Linked DNA regions of Homo sapiens: region 2 is linked to region 1. A link is an interaction called in ENCODE POLR2A ChIA-PET data of the cell type or tissue named here. Cell type or tissue: CD4-positive, alpha-beta T cell. All regions are shown on one strand. Links, peaks and the distances in the headings refer to the core of each region. The heading gives the core; the rest is flanking DNA.

Region 1 (5,379 bases), core at 195-5,194:
TTAAAGCTCTTTGAAGAAAAATAAAGAGATGGAGTGAGTGTATCAGGGACAGGGAGAGGGCACTTGTTCTAGATAGGTGGTCAAGCAAGTCCTCTCTGAGGGAGGAGACAGTTGAACAAACATGTGAACTGAAGGTATTTTGGGCAGAAGGAACAATAAGCGCAGAAATCCTAAGTGGGGGCATTTTTGAGGAGCTTGAGAAACGGCCAGGAGCCCCGTGAGGCTGAAGCCTTAGGTATATCTTGCCTCTCACTATACCCTGTTGTCCCTCCCCTGCCCAGACTTGTTTTGTACATTCTTTTTCACCTTTGGGTTAAGGAGCATGTTATCTCCTTTGTCAGCTTCCCTAAAGCAGCGCCTTTCACCCACCCACTCACTCCACCTTCTTTCAATGAGAAAAGAGCCTAAGAATCCTAGCTGGTTTTCATTGCCCTTCCCTAGGTTCCACACGGGAACAATAATTATATAAGCAAAACATAAAGATTCAAGCCCAAGACATTCAATAGCTTCCACGTATTTCCCTTGAAGCCTTTGTGAAAAATGTATTTAGCATGACCTGAGAGCTGCCACAAACAAGGCTTGACCGTTTTTAAAAAACAATATACAGTGAAAAATCTTCTAGCACCAGCATCAGGATAATCTTTCTTCACTGACCCATAAGGTATTTCAAACTCTTGTGGGGTATTATCAGATGCTGAACTTACTACCAAGCATTTAACCTCATTTGGTTTCTGTCTAGAACCTACAATGCAGGGCTGCTGTTTTCATGGATTTTTTTTTTTATCCTGCTGACAATAATGCCTGAGCTAGGTCCTTCCTTAGAAATGCCCCCATGATTCCTAAAAGAAATCAACTGAAAAGAGAAGATAAAATAATAATATATCTTTGGTATAATAATAATACCAATAGCTTACATTTATTGAACATTTACTAGGTGTCAGGCCCCAGTGCTAATTTTTTTACTGCATTATGGCACTTAATCTTACAATCCTATGAGGTAGGCAGTAATATGATACCTATTCAATGGATAAGAAAACTGGGGAACTGAGAGGTTAATTTGCCCAAGTCACAAACCTAACATCTGACGAGCACAGGACAAAGTCTCAGATCTGCCTGACTCCGGAGCCCTGGAGCAAAGACGCAGATGAATTTGATTCAAAATGAAGCCTTAGAATGAGACATGCCTAGGCAAATGGCAAAGCTGAATCATAACAAGGGTGTTTTCCCTCCATTCCCTTTAAGACTATTGTGAGTCCTAACGTTTATCAAGAAGGGTCCTATTTCTGAAATCCCCTGCCCCTCCCCACCCCCCACTACTTTTCTAAAGGATGCTACATCAGCAGATCCAGAGAGGTGATTTTACTGACACACATCCCCCTCCTCTCTCAGCATCTCGACCTAACTGGCATTGCATTCTTAAAGTAATTGACTCTGTTTCTTAATGTGCCTCCTCTCTCTGAATGTCATGCTCTTCCTTTGGGATGACACTTCAAAAGTCGTTTAAAGAGAGCTAGAGTAAGGCTCGCAGGGCGCCACCCGATAGGGGTCAAAATGGAAGTGGGGAGCCTGGGTCTTTCCCGGAGCGAAGGTAAACTGTGGACCACATTTCACCACCCGAAATGGCATTCTCTGCAGCTGCCCCAAAAGGCTCTGGTGAGGGCCTTCTGGAGAGCAGGAGGCCCAGGGAATGAAATCCCCAGCGAGGGATTGAGGCGAAAGTGTGTTCCACCACGGCCCTGGGCTGGACTTGAGGGTGGGCCACGGAGGAGGCGTCGGCGAGCTGCTAACGCCGGCGCCCCTGCCTGCCTCGGCCTCCACCCTGGCCCCAGCTGCTGTTGCCCACCGCCCACACCCTCAGCAGGCCCATGTCCACCGTATCATACTCACAGCACACATAGGCAGTACACGCCTGGCACGCTCTCGCTGTCCCTCAGCAAATAGCTGCCATCCAGCCCAGTGGCAAGCAGGAGCTTCTCGCCGGTTTCCCTGCTGATTTTGCCATGATACACAGCCACTGCGTCCATGGCCTGGTGGACTCTTGGGCAGGCCGAGGAGGAGAACTGTGCAAGGGAGATGCCGCTGCTACTGCAGCCAGGCACAAGTCAACCACCTGACTCCCAGTTCAGCCAGATGTGCAAAAAAGAGAGAAGCACCCCAACAACAGGATGTTGTCTACTTGCCTTAAACCTCCTTCTCACACTTCAGTTAAAACGAGCTCAGCAATTTAGTAGCTTGGTTCGATCGAGCTTGCCAAGGGCTTCCATCTTCTGCCCCCCAACACAGGGTTCATACAGAGAGGGGAGGAACATTGGAAGAAGGATTTTGCAAGATTGGGGCTGTACTGCCAACACACACCCTTGCACTCAGACGGGGATGCTTAGTAATGCTTCTGTTCTTGCGGTTTACTCAGAGGCCACCAGGAATAACTTAGCTCAACTAGCCCATAAGGAGTTGATGATAGAGGCAAGTTGTACATGTCTCTGTTGGTATGTGGACCCACTACGTAGGGCAAAAACACACTGACAAAATGAAAGGACCAAGAGCTCTGAGAACAAAACACTGATAGTTTTATCAGTACTGTCAGTATGCAATCATTACTGAACATGGCCATGAAGACTCCTACAGAATCAGACATAGTAGATGAACAGTGAACTCTGGGCAAGTTCTTCTTCTCCCTCTTCCTTCTACCTCACGCAGTCATCTTGAGAAGTCTTGATCCTGAGCAAATATTGATTTCTTTCCTAACACCTTGTCCAAGGTCCCAAAGTGCTAGTTGAGATACAAAAGTCACAATGTACATCCAAAGATGTTCCAGATGTATCTATTTGATGGGCTTTAGATGAGACTGTGAATCATTTAACTGGTGCTTTGCCTTTATGTGGATTTGTATGTGCCCTTTGGTGTACAGGGCCCACCTTTCAGCATTTTGTCCATAAAATCTGTTTTGAATCATTTGCAAGTTGTTGATAATTTTGTTGTAACTTTTATTCTCTGTTGTTTCTAGAAAATGTTATTTCTTCGATTGAGGCTAAACTGTCTTTAATATTTTAAAACCTTTCAACCTTCATTTTCTTCTCTGAAATAAAACATTGCTTCTATTTCAAAATGTGCTAGGTAATATTTCCGCAAAGCTTCCTGCATTTTCACTAGAGTAAGACTTTATTTATTGCTGAAGCTGAATGGTCTTGTACATGTACCTTTAGATTATGTAAAGTACTTTTAAAATTTGAATTTAAATAACTGAAGCTATGTCGTCTATTATATGCTTTCTGCAACTTCAGTGTGTAGTTCTTTGAGAATATGGCAAGGCTGGGAACTCAATAGCGAGAACGACACTTAATTCCTCACATGTCTTACCAATGGATTGGATGTACAGAGCTGACTTGCACCAAAGGCAGATATTTGCTCTTCATCTACTAGGATTAAGAACAATCCTCTAAGATTTCAGTGGTAGCTGGTAGCAACTTTTCTTCTTGATTGAAGAGTGTCCAGCCTTAGTATGCAAAGTATAAACATAAGTCTCCTACTAGTCATTTTCAGCATTAAGAATTTTTTTTTAAAGCATTCAAGGTGACATTTGGGGATGGCTCTGGGGAATGGGACCAATATTATTTTATCATCTTCCTTCCTCACATGTTTTTGACCAACTCCACCTCTTACCCCTTTTCATGCTTTGGATCAAGGAAGAAATTAATCTGATATATGAATGCATACTCCAACATTAAGGATTTGAAAGGTTGTCCACCTTGGGCTCTCCATATATTGAGCAGGCAAATGGTTAGCCCAGAGGAATTAATCAAAATGGTGGAATTTCAAATAGAAAGGAGACAGGGAAAGGGATCCCTTTATATCAGTCCATATGAGCAACAGCTGACCTGTGAGGTGAACTGTGAGAACATTCAGTGTCACATAAGTGAAAACAAAACCTAACCTTTTTTTGTCTCTTAACAACTCTGAACAAATCATCCATAAACTTAGGAACAGAGCAACCTGGATCTGACAGCACAAGCGTACCATGCACTCTTTTTTTCTTTCTCTGTTTTGTTCCATGTTGCTAAAATAGCACACCTGTCAAAGCAGCCAGGTATGACGGGGTTCAGCACAACTAAAATTGCACTAAAAAACAGATAAATTATAAGGTAATAGTACAACTTTCACATCCAGTACCTCATTGTCATCTTACAAGCAAGCTGACAGCTGAGCCAGCCGAGCCAGCCCACTAGTGCAGTGTTGATGAAAAATACTGACATCTTCACTCTAATCCTACACCAGTACTAAACCTGACTTTAGCAAATTCAAAACTTCACACTGAGCTTGAAGCGTAGAGAAAAGAGGAATTGAAATGACTCTCTTCCTTCTCTCCCCATACACACGAGAGGAAATGGGAGAAAATGAAAGAGGAGAGCAATGGAGATAGTAGAGGCACCAACAGAGAAAGAGTTAGGAAGAATGGACCCCAAGTACAAGTATAAACCACTTAGGAGCAGAATTATTTAATTAATGGTTTATCGTCTGTGTCCCCCACTAGAATGTAAGGTCCATGATGGAGGGATTTTGTGTACTTTGCTCACCACTGTATCCTGTGTCTGGCAAGTAGTAGGTGCTATATATATTTGTTGTGTGAATGAATGAATGAATGAACTTAATGCTCTCAATAAAAGAAAAAATACTGAAATTCTCTTTTACACTCACGCACACACACACACACACACACACAATATTGGTTCTACATGCCTATGGTCGTCTTTGAAATGACAAGATGAATTGGAAGGAGCAGTAGTCCAGTAAGTAGGAGAGTTGAAATATATGCCATGTTTTGCCACTAAATCACTTCTCTCTGAGTCTCATTTTCTCCATCTGTCAAATGGAATTGAACCAGATGACCCCTAAGGTCACGTCTAGGTTTAACATTCTATTCTCTAAACAAAAGCCAAATGTGTTTTAGAGAGAAACAGAGGGGAAATGAATTGAACTTATTTGTGCACAAGAACAAAGACCTGTTTCCTCAATCTCCCTCAATAAAGGAAATATTTTCATTCTTGACATTTTACAATAACTTAAGGGGGAAAATCATAGAATGGAGGAAGAGAGCTTCACAGTTACAACCTTTTAGAATATAGATGCCATTTAAATCAGATTATAAAAGCATTGAAATTTTAGAAAAACTGCCAGCCAAGGTTGAAAGTATCTTCTTAACCAAACTTGTCAACTCCTGAGGTCTCTGAGAGGTGACAGAATTTTGCATGTGGAAGCCCTGTCTGAGGTGCTAATTGTCTTCATTTCAAATGCCCTAGGCTATTCTCAAACCCAGGTAGATTAAAAGAATGATGCCAAGGGTGGTCAGTTTTATAGAGTGGCTCTGACATTTCAAAATCTTTT
Region 2 (5,379 bases), core at 293-5,292, 100 kb after region 1:
TTAATGTGTAAGACAAAATTTGGTCTGAGACTTGCTTTCATTATAACTTCGTAGGGAGATTGCAATAAAGTAAGTAATCCCAATTCATCTCAAACTTTTTTAATGACTACCATTATCTCCATATAAATAAACATAGATAAAATCAAATTGACTAAGGCCAGTTTTTAATACATGGTAAAGTGTTCAGAGAATGGAAATTATTACATTTCAAAATAAATTTAATTATGAATCATTAAAACCCACAAGAACCGTGGAAGGGAGATTACTTATAATGCAAATAAGAATTTTCATATAAACCACATATATATGACCCTATGATAAGGTAAAATCATATGGAATACAGTTTTTGGAAGCCTGCCACCACCCCCACACATACATAAGTATAAACACTGGAAGAAGGGTTGGAAAACCATCAAATACCTTTAGACAATAATATAAGTGTTATCCTTAATAACAAAAGCAAAATCTATCAACTCCCAGTGGTTAAAGAATGTTCCCTTGAAGCCAGATTGTGTTTAAATGCCGTTTAAAAGAATACATCCGACCGGGCACGGTGGCTCATGCCTGTAATCCCAGCACTTTGGAAGGCTGAGGTGGGATCACGAGGTCAGGAGTTTGAAACCAGCCTGACCAACATGGTGAGACCCCAACTCTACTAAAAATATGAAAATTAGCCAGGCGTGGTGGCACATGCCTGTAATCCCAGCTACCCAGTTGGCTAAGGCAGGAGAATCGCTTGAACTGGGGAGGCGGAGGTTGCAGTGAGCTGAGATCACGCCACTGCACTCCAGCCTGGGCGACAGAGCGAGACTCCATCTCAAATAAATAAATACATACATGCATACATACATACATACATATATACATCCTCACATTTGTAAAGGCTTTTCACTTTCCTAAGCATGCTTATGCAGCTGGTCATCTTTTCTCTCCACATCAATGTGAAATAGGCAGGGCAGGCATTATTCCTATTTTGCAAATGAGGAAACTGAGGCACAATAAGAAGGACTAACTTGGCTAAAGCTACAAACAAACTCAGGTCTTCTAATTCTCTGCCCAAGGCTTTTTTTTCCCAACTCCCAGTGATGTAGATTCCAATTCAAACGGGTTACAGGGAAGAGGAATATCACAATTTGAGAATCAAACAAGTAAACAAAACAATAACAACAAAAACACCCAAAACCATGTGAAGCCACAGAGCAAAATATATGATACCTTTTTCTCCAAGAAAGAGTCACACTTTTGTTTATCCTCATTTGCATTAACACCTTGCAACAACTTTGGTAACACTTAGAAAGCAACACCCAAATGGAGCTTCCAATGAGAAAATCACCCTACCCTACCAGAAGACAAAGACATTAGCCTTTGCTGATATGATGAACAGGCCACTGAATGCAAGCTTAGTGCCATAGAAGTCAGATCTCTACCTTGCTCCAAGAGTGAAAGCAATGAAAACTGGGATGGAGATTCTTCTATCCAAATGAGATCACCTGAAACTCAGTGCCAGGAACCAAGCAGGGAGGCTGCTGACTGAAAGGCAGACAGCAAAAAGTAACTCTGAACAGAAGTTCCATCTCCTTAAGCTGCAGACAGATTTGTTCTCCCAGCTCCTATAGTACTTTTTGTTTGTGCTACTTAATACTTAAAAAGTGGACAAACATTGTGGAATACCTTCTATATGGGCTTAGCATACAACAGAATTCAGGAGGGCACACAAGAAAAGTGGCAAGTACAGCGCCTTTCCTTAAAAGAGCTTGTCTGTCAAGTTGTAGTGAAAAGATATTTACATGCAAAAAACAATGAGCCCAGGGTACAGGGCATTAGATAATAAAAGGCTACATTATGTACTAAAAAGTAGGCAACATAAGATGTCAGAAAAAAGGCAGGGAGAAAAGGAACTCATTTAATCCTGATAATAACCCTATGAGATGAAAACTAGTGGCCTGGGGCATTGGCTCACGCCTGTAATCCCAGCACTCTGGGAGGCCAAGGCCAGGGGGAATCATTTGAGGTCAGGAGTTTGAGACCAGCCTGGCCAACATAACAAAACTCCATCCCCACAAACAATACAAAAATTAGCTGGGCATGGTGGTGCATACCTGCAGTCCCAGCTACTCAGGAGGCTGAACCACGAGAATCGCTTGAACCCAGACGGTGAAGTTTGCAGTGAGCTGAGATCATGCCACTGCACTCCAGCCTGGGCGACAGAGCAAGACTCTGTCTCAAAAAAAAAAAAACACCTAGTATTATTCCCACTTTACTGATGAGGAAACTAAAACTCAGAAAGCATATGCAACTTGCCAAGGAAACACAGGTAGTTACGTAACAGTCAGGAGTTGAACCAAGATCTGTGTGGATCCAAGAGGTCTGGAGTAAATGGAAAATGCCTCCTACAGGAACTAGGGCTGGAACCAGGCCTTAATAGATGGGAAAACCCTGAAATTTGGAGGACCCTGAAAACAGGTAGGATTTGGAAACCATCAAAAGGCATTGTGCAGAGTGACATAATGAAAGCAGTATCTTAGCACTATGTCTACAGTGATGTCTACAATATGTCTAAACTCGTTCAAGTGATATGCGGAATCAACTGAAAAGGTTTAAGGCTAGAATCAGGAAGCCAGCTAGGAAGCTGTTACAGAATGCAAGTATACAATGCTGCAAGGGCAGTCTGAACCAGTCTGGAAGAGGATATAGTACAGTGGAATAAAAACATCTCCAGAAAACAAAATGAAAACAGGGTGAGGCGACTTTTTAAATAGTCGTAAAGGAGACAGAGAAGAAAAGATTCCAAGAATTTGAGCCTGAAATATCCTGAGAATGCTAGTAGCATGTTATGAAAATAATGTCATCAGGAGAGGCAGCAGGCTGGAACACTTGGTTTGGAACAAGTTGACATCGAGGTGTGGATGAAAAAATCCAAGTAGAAATGCCAGGAAACAGTTGAAACTCAGACGAGGTCAAAGCTAGAAGCATCAGTCTCCTCACAGAAATGCTAACTGAAATCATGAATGTTGATTAGTCACTGTGGCAGACATTGTGATTTGCCCACCAAAAAGCTATTCCTCATTTCTTCCTTGCGTATAGAATCTCAATTTTCTCCTATAGCAGTCACTCCGGTTCTTAAAGGGAGACTGGGAGCTCTTCCCTCTCCAGAGACACAAATCAGAGGGATTGGTCTAAACCAATAGTTCTCAACCTTGGCTGCACAGGGGAATCAGATGGGGAGTTTTTAAAATGTGGATCCCTGGGTCCACAGTCAGAGATTCTGATTTAATTGCTCTAGGATATGCTTGGGCATGAGCTTTTTAAAAGCCCTCCAGGTGTCTCTCACGTGCAGCCAAAGCTGAGATCCCCTGATCTAAACCAATCAATCAAGGCATCTTTATTCTCTTTGCCAGTAATTGGTAATCCTAGTTAATGGGTCCTTGAAAGAAGTTGAGTGGAGGCTTCAAAAAGAGGTTTTTCAGTGGGGCGCGATGGCTCACATCTGTAATCCCAACACTTTGGGAGGCCTGAGGCAGGCGGTATTGCTTGAGCCCAGGAGTTCGAGACCAGCCTGGGCAACAGAGCAAAACCCCATCTCTACAAAAATTTTTTTTAAAAAATTAGCCGGGATGGTGGCATGCACCTGTAGTCCCAGCCACCTGGGAGGCTGAGGTGGGAGAATGACCTGAGCCTGGGAAGTCGCGGCTGCAGTGAGCCATGATCATGTCACTGCACTCCAGCCTGGACTACAGAGTGAGACCCTGTCTCAAAAAAAAAAAAATAGGTTTTTCATAAAATCAAATTCACTGCAAGTAACACCTTTTTCTTTGGTGAACATTATCATTTCTACATGTGATGCCTGCAACCACTGCAGCTTTCTTGCAATCCTGAAAGGAATTTGCTTAAGATAGCAGATGAGAAAGATGAAAAGATGGAAAACACTTGGGTTCTTAATGATGTCCTTAAGCTACTGAATTGACAAACTCTGGAACCTCTGTGGCTTTACATTTCTTGTTATCAGAAATATTTATCCTCATTGCTTAAATCATTTTGAATTTTCTGTTATTTCTAGATGAAAGCAACCCAACTGGAAATATATAGATGCCCCTACCATGGAGTTCCATAAAACATGTCCTATATATTTCATACTAAATATTACACTATACTATTTTCATTGATTTTCTGTCTCCTTCCCCAGTTTTTGAGCTCCCAGAAGGCAAGGATTGTGTCTAATACGTTTATCTATCCCCAGAGCACAATACAGGTCTCCAAACATAAATATTTAAATACTTTTTAAATGTTTAATGGATGGATTGACGAAAGAGTATATAAAGATAAAGAGGAGAGTGTCCATGAGAATGTCTTTAGGAGAATCCAGTTATAACAAAGAAGAAAAAAGAAGAGCCAGGAAATAAAGCAGAGATGTGGTCAAAAGAATAGAAGGAAAACTAGTATAAGGCTGGACCACTGAAGCCAAAATATTAAAAAAATATAAAAAGTTAGGGTAGTCAGTGTCAGTGGGGATGAGAAAAACATGGGAGTGAAGAAAATGCTATTGAGATTTGGTAAGAAAGAGATGCCTGGAAACCTCTGGTATGTATTTTCCCAAGCAGATCCAAAACCACATGAGGAATTATTTCTCAGTCTAAGTTACTCATACTCTGCAATAGAATCTTCAGCATAATCAAGCACTTAAGCTGAAATTACTGTTCTTATCCAAGGCAGTATTTAATGGGATCTCAATAACCCCTATCTAGTCTTCAGTTTTATTTCTGGTGATGTAGTCAGTTCTGAGGACCCCAGACCTAGCAGAAACTATATCAAAGTCAAGAGTTATTATTGTCATATCATGAAATACAGTTAAATATCCTTAGAGAAAGAAAGAAGGGATCACATATTCTCTGCAGGAAAGCCGAAAACTTCGGGTGTCCATTTCTCCAAACACAGCAGAGCACCTGTCATAAATACATTAGGTGGCATAAAAAGATCGCCTGCTTTCAGCCTTACTTTCTTGCTCACCAGTCAACGGGGGGTTTCCCAGGTTGGTAACACTGTCATTTAAGACATTCTGGAGCCCAGGTTTCCATTTGAAATGAAAGTGATAGGTTATCTCTACTTTCGATTAAACAGGTAACTTTAACCCACTGCCACGGAATTCTTCTGCATGACTTTGGTCTTTTTGAGAAGGGTATGTTTCTGAGAAGAAGCTTTGGGGAAAATCCCCTTCTTCAGTGCACAAGCCCTTGCTCCTTCTCCCTTCAGGAGCTTCTGCCACTGCCCCACCAGTAGAGAACATTAGATCTTGTCGGTAGTGTAGAAGCCAACTCCAGCCTCTAAAGAGGTATCTGAGAAATGTCAGGAACTCCCCAAATCTGATCAGGTTTGACACTAGCA

What was found. Peaks named below come from ENCODE experiments on the same cell type or tissue, not always from the same donor. Only the 100,000 strongest peaks of a DNase experiment are listed, where the experiment ranks them.
Region 2: POLR2A ChIA-PET joins it to region 1 with 7 read pairs; 3 of 35 experiments call an interaction of 5 or more read pairs at or near these places.

The regions. Positions count from the first base shown.
Region 1 is chrX:124,343,288-124,348,666 of GRCh38, reverse strand. It overlaps SH2D1A (SH2 domain containing 1A), which reads right to left and starts at 2,104. Exons shown (of 4, transcript NM_002351.5): 1 at 1,888-2,104. The coding sequence starts at 2,024. In CD4-positive, alpha-beta T cell, for the core only: no CTCF peak of the experiment used is centred there; DNase peaks (open chromatin) are centred at 1,206 and 2,136; H3K4me3 peaks cover 2,386 bases; H3K27ac peaks cover 2,868 bases.
Region 2 is chrX:124,239,835-124,245,213 of GRCh38, reverse strand. No RefSeq gene overlaps it. Among named protein-coding and RNA genes, the nearest start is that of TEX13D, 90 kb to the left of the region's middle. In CD4-positive, alpha-beta T cell, for the core only: no CTCF peak of the experiment used is centred there; a DNase peak (open chromatin) is centred at 5,023; H3K4me3 peaks cover 496 bases; H3K27ac peaks cover 216 bases.